Linked DNA regions of Homo sapiens: region 2 is linked to region 1. Evidence: read pairs that join two places in POLR2A ChIA-PET (ENCODE). Cell type or tissue: PC-9. All regions are shown on one strand.

Region 1 (4,000 bases):
TAATTTGTGTTAATTGTTGTACTGTTATTTTTTTACTTTTTTTTCCAAAAAATATTTTCTATCTACAGTTGGTTGAATCCGCAGATGCAGAATGCGCAGATACGGAGGGCTGATTGTACTCTGGCCCACAGCAGGTGCTCAAATATTTGCTGCATGAATTAATAAGGGAAAATAGTAAGGAGACTGAGAAAAAAAGTCAGAAAGCTGAAAAGGAAATCAGAAGAGAGGAGAAGCTAAGAAAAGGAAGAAGTCACGAAGAATGATGACTAAGATGCCAATGAGGCTGGGTGTGGTGGCTCACGCCTGTAGTCCCAGCTACTGAGGAGGCTGTGGTGGGAGGATCACTTGAGCCTGGGAGGTTGAGGCTGTAGTGAGCCATAATGGTGCCACTGCACTCCAGCCTAGGCAACACAGTGAGACCCTGTCTCCAAAAAAAAAAAAAAGATGCCAATAAATTTGGCAAGTCCATCCTTGGTGTCCTTTACGGAGGCAACTTCAGAGTAATAGAAGAGGTAGAAGGCATATTACCATAGGCTAATGAGTAAATGAGAAGTTCAAGTGGGAAGGGCAAAGGGAAAGAAGAATATGGAATACTATTTTGACAGTGAGAAAACACAGGACTTGTCAGTGTGGAGAATATTTGTTCATAATTTCAAGCTGAAGGGAAAGACTCAGTTGGGAAGGGAGATACTGAAGACAAAAAAGGAAAGAGGGTTCTAGACAAGGTCTCAGGCATTACAGGAAGAAATGAGATCCTAAAGCCACACTGATCATCTTTTTAAAAAAACTAATGCCCCACATGATTACAGTACAGTATCTGTTTTATATTCAGAAATATCTACTTCCTGGAAATAATTTGTTATTTCATAATTCTTACAAGAGTTTGGTCTACAAAATTAACAGCTTTCTTAACTCTTAAAAGGTACACATGGGGTGGTTTGGCAGCAGAGAGCTATGAGGTGTGCAGCATACTCTCAGGTGGTTCAGAGAATAAAAGTCTGAGAGAGAGAGAAAGAGGCAGAGAGTGGGAGAGAGAGAATGTGCAAATGATAACAAATGGGGCACAACAGTGACAACAGGTAAATCTAGGTAACCAGATGTTCTTTGTACCAAACTTAGAGCTTTTCTCTAAGTTTGACATTATTTACAAATAAAAGGTTAAAAAAGAGAGAAAGAAACTTTACACACCTAAAACTAAGTAAGAAAATCAACTTTCGGCCAGGCAAGGTGGCTCACACCCATCTCTACAAAAAACTTTAAAACCTAGCCGGGTGCGGTGGTGCACACCTGTAGTCCCAGCTACTCAGGAGGCTGAGGTGGGAGGACCCCTGGAGCCCAGCAGTTCAAGGCTGTAGTGCCCCACGATCGCGCCACTGGGTGATAGAGCCAGACCCTGTTTCAAGAAAAAAGGAAAAGAAATGAAAACCTAATAGACTCATTCCTTGAAAATTAGAATAGAGAAAAAGCCTGAAACAGTGTTTCTGATTCATCTCTAACAGACTAAGCAGATAGTGGCTAAGACTTCGCTGTGGTGGGATATCCTAAGAAAACAATAATCTGAAGTGAAGTAAACTCTAGCAGTAAATCTGATCCCTTCTCAGTCATACAAATGGGTTGCTGGTGAAGTAACTATGAAATGACTGCCAAACAGTATATAGTTCACTTGGAAAAAACTTAAGAACTTATAATATTCCTTAAGTAAGAAATATTAATGAGATCAAATACATGGAGTTGTCAAAAATAACAATGACTAAGAGGTACCTTCTTTCCATCTCTTTCTGCAAAGCTGTTTTCTCCAAGCCAAAATCGTACATACTCAAGGACTCTCTTCCCCCCTGAATTGAAGGAGCCACTGTTTTCTTAATGATACTTATCTTCTGTTCCGATGACCCCATTCCAAGGCCAAAGAGCTCAGCTAGACTAACTTGGAGTCCAAATGCAAAGCGTCCCTCTTCCTAGCAGAGACACAGAAAAGCACATCCACCGTAGAGTTTAAACTCAAGAAATCCATAAGTCAAGGTTTAATGTGATAAAAAGACATCACCTTAACATGGCACATCTGATTAAGCTCTGATATCAAAAGGAATGACTGACAAATTAGATTCAAATTCTAACACACTCAGAATTAATTTCTCTTCAAACAGCATGCCCAGTTTCCCCCACTGACTCAGGACTAAAAAAAATCATACAGGGTCTAAATTCTTAGAACAACTTTAAACAAAAATTGAATCATTACTAATATACCTTTTTTTTTTTTTTTTAATTTGAGACGGAGTCTCCCTCTGTTGCCCAGGCTGGAGTGCAGTGGTACGATCTCAGCTCACTGTAACCTCCGTCTCCCAGGTTCCAGCGATTCTCCTCCCTCAGCCTCCCGTGTAGCTGGGACCACAGGCGCACGCCACATGCCCAGCTAATTTTTGTATTTTTAGTAGAGACGGGGTTTCACCATGTTAGCCAGGCTGGTCTCGAACTCCTGACCTCAGGCGATCCACCCACCTCTGCCTCCCAAAGTGCTGGGATTACAGGAGTCAACCACTGCTCCCGGCCCCCCTAATATACTTTCTAGGGAGGATTCAAGGCAACTATTTGTGTATTAAACTATGATTTTTATGAGCTTTCATTATTTACTTCAATTGCAATGACCACGAACTACTCTTAAAAGTCCTTCCTTACACAGGCCAAGCGTGGCGGCTCATGCCTGTAATCCCAGCACTTTGGGAGGCCAGTGCGGGAGGATCACAAGGTCAGGAGATCGAGACCATCCTGGCCAACATGGTGAAACCCCGTCTCTACTAAAATACAAAAAATTAGGGGAGCGTGGTGGCACAAGCCTGTAGTCCCAGCTACTTGGGGGGCTGAGGCAGGGGAATTGCTTGAACCTGGGAGGCGGAGGTTGCAGTGAGCCAAGATGGCACCATTGCACTCCAGCCTGGCGACAAAGCGAAACTCCCTAAAAAAAAATAACAAAAGTCCCTCCTTACAAGAGTTGTTACTATGAGCCATGAAAGGTGGCTCATGAAGTTACATCAACTTGCTTTTTGAAGTTAGTGTATAGGAGGAGAGATTACTGAGTAAAGCACTACCAAGTTTCTATCAATAATTCAACAAACAGGCACTTAAGATGCACCTCAGATGTGTACTACCCAAGTGTGAGCCCTCCCTGCCTCCAAGAGCTGACAGTCTAGTTGAAAAGATGCGACCTAAAGTAACAAGTGACCATGTGCTAAAAATAAATAGCATAGGCCGGGCGCGGTGGCTCACGCCTGTAATCCCAGCACTTTGGGAGGCCGAGGTGGGTGGATCACGAGGTCAGGGGTTCGAGACCAGCCTGCCCAACAAGGAGAAACCCTGTCTCTACTAAAAATACCAAAATAAGCCAAGCGTGGTAGTGTGCGCCTGTAATCCCAGCTACTCAGGAAGCTGAGGCAGGAGAATCGCTTGAACCGGGGAGGCAGAGGTTGCAGTGAGCAGAAATCATGTCACTACACTCCAGCCTGGGTGACAGGGCGAGACGCTGTCTCAAAAAAAAATAAATAGGCTAGGTGCAGTGGCTCACACCTGTAATCCCAGCACTTTGGGAGGCCGAGGTGGGTGGATTATCTGAGGTCAGGAGTTCGAGACCAGCCTGGTCAACATGGTGAAACCCCATCTCTACTAAAAATACAAAAATTATTAGCTGGGCATGGTGGCCAGCACCTGTAATCCCAGCTAGTAGGGAGGCTGAGGCAGGAGAATCACTTGAACCTGGGAGGCGGAGATTGCTGTGACCCTAGATCGCGCCATTGCACTCCAGCCTGGGCAACAGGGCAAGACTCCATCTCAAAATAAATAAATAAATAAAACAAATAGCATAGATAATATGTTTCCTAAATGTTTTGACAAAGGAGATTCTTACTGCTGTGGGTTAGGCTGGTCAGGAACTAGCTTTAAGGCAGAAGAAAGAGATAAGCTGGGACTGGCAGGGTGGCAGGATTCTGAAAGGGATGGAGGAGGGTCCCAC
Region 2 (4,000 bases), 93 kb before region 1:
GGACCTTTCTCTTTCTCCAATTCAGTAAAACATTAACCTCAGCTAGCATCTAAAGTCAGCTTCTGAGCCAGAAAGTCGAAAGAGACCTTTTTCCTAACCATGCAGGACACGGGCCACACGGCAGGTGGGGCCAGGCCCTAAGTACAGGGAGAGCCAATACCACATGTGGCAGGCGCTTCCAGCCACAGTGATGGAAGGCCATGTGCCTCCTGACACCTGCACACAGAGGCTTTGTGCGACGACACACACGCACACCTCAACGCCGGAGCTCTGCTCTGGGAGGTGGATGGGCCGTGCAGGCGCTGCGTAGGGCCCAACGCTGGCCCCACAGGGAACCTGCACACCTCCAGGCTCACGTGACTCACCAGGGACAGAGGGGAGAATCACCTGCACTATTTTTGAAATTAAATGTGTCAAAAGTCTCCACACCCACAGCTTAGAGTCACCAGTTGCCAAAGGCTGTGGTGCACACTCCCTGCCCCCATCCCACTCCCCAAACTCTCCCTGTGCCCTTTCAGCTCACGCTGCTCTTGCCTGCTGCTGGAGTTCACATCTGCGCACTTCCTACTCTGGACCAGTACCTGCCTCTCCTTCCACTACCCTTTCCAAGACGCAATTTTTTGTTAAAAGAACATTCAGTAGGCCGAGCGCAGTGGCTCACGCCTGTAATCCCAGCACTTTGGGAGGCCGAGGCGGGCGGATCACGAGATCAGGAGATCGAGACTACCCTGGCTAATATGGTGAAACCCCGTCTCTACTAAAAATACAAAAAATCAGCTGGGCGTGGTGGCAATCGCCTGTAGTCTCAGTTACTCGGGAGGCCGAGGCAGAAGAATCGCTTGAACCTGGGAGGCGGAGGTTGCAGTGAGCCAAGTTGGCGCCACTGCACTCCAGCCTGGTGACAGAGCAAGACTCCATCTCAAAAAAAAAAAAGAACATTCAATGTTTCAGCTAGGACCTCTATCTAAATGTTCTTTGCTGGGTCAAGTAGCAGACTATTTCTTTGTATCGCTTTTTGTTTTCCTACCACTGATAATGGCTTCTCTTTTCCTTTGTTTTGTAGACAGAGTCTCGCTCTGTTGCCCAGGCTGGAGCGCAGTGCCGCAATCTCTCGGCTCACTGCAGCCTCTGCCCACCAGGTTCAAGTGATTCTCCTGCCTCAGCCTCCCGAGTAGCTGGGACTATAGGCACGTGCCACCACGCCCAGCTAATTTTTATATTTTTAGTAGAGACGGGGTTTCACCATGTTGGCCAGGCTGGTCTTGAACTCCTGACCTCAGGTGATCTGCCTGCCTTGGCCTCCCAAAGTGCTTGGATTACAGGCATGAGCCACTGCACCCAGCCTGCCTTCTCTTTGCATTTGCTAACTTTCCCTATGTTCTCCCACAGCATCTCCATAGTTTTCTACAAGGGTGAAGTGGATCAGAGACCCCACTGGTTCTGGTGTTTTCCATAGAGAGTGCCGCTTGCTGTGCAGCCTCCTGTTCCAGCCAGGACTGGCAGCTCTCTGGGCAGAGGCTGCGCTGTGATGCTGTGACCCCCTTTACGTTCACCCTCTGTCCTGTTAGGTCCCCCGTTTCCTAATACCTCTGTGCTTCATTTTGGGTTTCTCTCTTCATGTGGTTCAAACCAAGGTTAAAATAATTAAGACTGTATACCAGAAAGTAACTTTGTTCTGCCCTGATACTTGATCGTTTTAGCTGGGTATAGAATTCTAGGCTGGACCAGGCACAGTGACTCATGCATGTAATCCTAACACTTTGGGAGAACAACATGAGAAATCTCTTGAGCCCAGGAGTTCAAAATCGGCCTGGGCAGCATGGCAAGACCCCATCTCTACAAAAAAATTTTAAAATAGCTGGGCACGGGGCTGGGCACAGTGGCTCATGCCTGTAATCCCAGCACTTTGGGAGACGAAGGCAGGTAGATCATGAGGTCAGGAGTTCAAGACCAGCCTGGCCAAGATGGTGAAACCCCATCTCTACTAAAAATATAAAAATTAGCCAGGCATGGTGGCGGGTGCCTGTAATCCCAGCTACTCGGGAGGCTGAGGCAGAAAATTGCTTGAACCCAGGAGGTGGAAACTGCAGTGAGCTGAGATCACGCCGCTGCACTCCAGCCTGGGCGACAGCGAGACTCTGACTCGGGGGTGGGGAAAGAAAAAGAAAAAAAAAAATATCTAGGCACAGTGGCACATGCCTGTAGTCCCAGCTACTGGGGAGGCTGAAGCAGAAGGATCACTTGAGCCCACGAGATGAAGACAACTGTACCACTGCTCTCCAGCCCAGATGACAGTGAGACCCGGTTTCAAAAACAAAAGAATTCTAGGCCGAAAAGCCTTTTTAACTGATTTCTGGAGTCATCAGTTGTTCCATTGTCTCCTAGCTGTTCATGTTTGTTTGCTCTTTGTATTCCCAAGTATTTACAATAACCTAGAGTTTTAGAAGCCCCTCTTTCTTTATCCTCAGGGTTCTGACACTTGACAATGATAAGCTTTGCTGTGGGGTCTTTCTCAGTCATTGTCAGGGCCGCTTTCAATCTAGAAGATAATGGCCTCATTGCCAAGAAACTATCTTGCATTTTTGTTTTTTGTTTTGTTTTGTTTTGTTTTGTTTGAGACAAGGTCTGTTTCTGTCTCCCAGGATGGAGTGCAGTGGTACAATCCAGGCTCGTTGCACCCTCTGCCTTCCAGGCTCAAGCCATCCCCAACCTCAGCCTCCCACGTAGCTGGGGCCATAAGTACACAACTCCATGCCTGGCTAATTTTCATAGTGTTTGTAGACACGGGAAGTGGGGGATGGTGTCTCCCTATGTTGCCAAGGCTGGTCTCAAACTCGTGAGCTCAAGTCATCTGCCTGCCTTGGTCTCCCAAAGTGTTGGGATTACAGGCATGAGCCACCATGCCTGGTGCCAAGAAACTATCTTGCATTCTATGTTCATTTCCTCCTTTCAGTTTTCTATTCTTTCTGGAATTCCTACTCATCCTATATTGGGCTTCTAGACTTGTTCCTACATTAGGAGGAGAGGAAAGATAAAAAAACTATCTCTATTTTGCTTTTGGAATATCTCCTTGAGACAATAGTAGAATCTAAGCCTTCTTTTGAAGTTTTTTTTCTATTTTTTAATTTTAAGAACTTTCTTATTCTGTTCCCTTTGTTATCCTTTTTCTAGTATCCTGTTCCTTTTTCATGCAGACAATGCTCTTTTGTATCTCACTGAGGACATTAACATTCTCTTCCCTTTAAGACCTTTTCTCCCATGTGTGGGGGCTTTCCTCAGATGGCTGGTGACCCAGGGGTCTGATCCCACTGAAGCACTAAGGTTGACAGGAAGCCTTCTGTGGGGCCAGCGCCATCACTAACTTTCCCTCTGCAGGGTGCCTGGGGGTCTGGCAGGCAGGAGCTGTAGGACACTTCTCTGGGGGCATTCAACCTCCCTCAGCAGGGACTCCCCACCTCCTGCCTGGCCAGGGAACTGACTGCTGGGCCCATTGCTCATTCGGGATGCCCAGTTTCAGGCTGGTGCCTCACCCTGGCCTGTCTCTAGTATCCCATGCTGAAGCTTCCCTGGGTCAGGTGCTCCTGGAATTAAACATGAGGTCTCCTTCAATTGTTGGCAAGAGCCATCATCTGGCCAAGTGGGCCCTGAAGTCTCTAGCTGACACTCCCTAGAGGTTTTCAACCCTCCCCCCTTGTTCCTGTCCCCCGATCACTCCCACCTCTTGCCTTTCCTGGTACCTGAACAGATGGTCTTCCTTCTCACCAGGATGCCCTGTTCTGGCACAGAGATTTCTGAAGCTTCCCTCAGCAGGTTGCCACCCTCCCTCCATGTCCATCTTCCAAAATCTGATCACATCTTTGTCTTTTCCTCTATTACTTTCTTTGTCTATGGTGTTTTCTTTTTTGTGTAAGCCCTTTCCTGTTATTTCAATAGAGTTTAAGGGGGGAGCAGAGGTAAAAGCAGGCTTAACTACAAGTACCTCCATCTGTAATATTTAAAT

The links. ChIA-PET counts read pairs that join two places held together with the same protein. Peaks named below come from ENCODE experiments on the same cell type or tissue, not always from the same donor. Only the 100,000 strongest peaks of a DNase experiment are listed, where the experiment ranks them.
Region 2: POLR2A ChIA-PET joins it to region 1 with 6 read pairs; 18 of 35 experiments call an interaction of 5 or more read pairs at or near these places.

The regions. Positions count from the first base shown.
Region 1 is chr5:179,735,227-179,739,226 of GRCh38, reverse strand. All of the region lies in intron 1 of MAML1 (mastermind like transcriptional coactivator 1), which reads right to left. Among named protein-coding and RNA genes, the nearest start is that of MAML1, 4.4 kb to the right of the region's middle. In PC-9, no CTCF peak of the experiment used is centred here; no DNase peak of the experiment used is centred here.
Region 2 is chr5:179,828,724-179,832,723 of GRCh38, reverse strand. All of the region lies in intron 5 of SQSTM1 (sequestosome 1), which reads right to left. Among named protein-coding and RNA genes, the nearest start is that of SQSTM1, 9.8 kb to the right of the region's middle. In PC-9, no CTCF peak of the experiment used is centred here; no DNase peak of the experiment used is centred here; H3K27ac peaks cover 1,492 bases.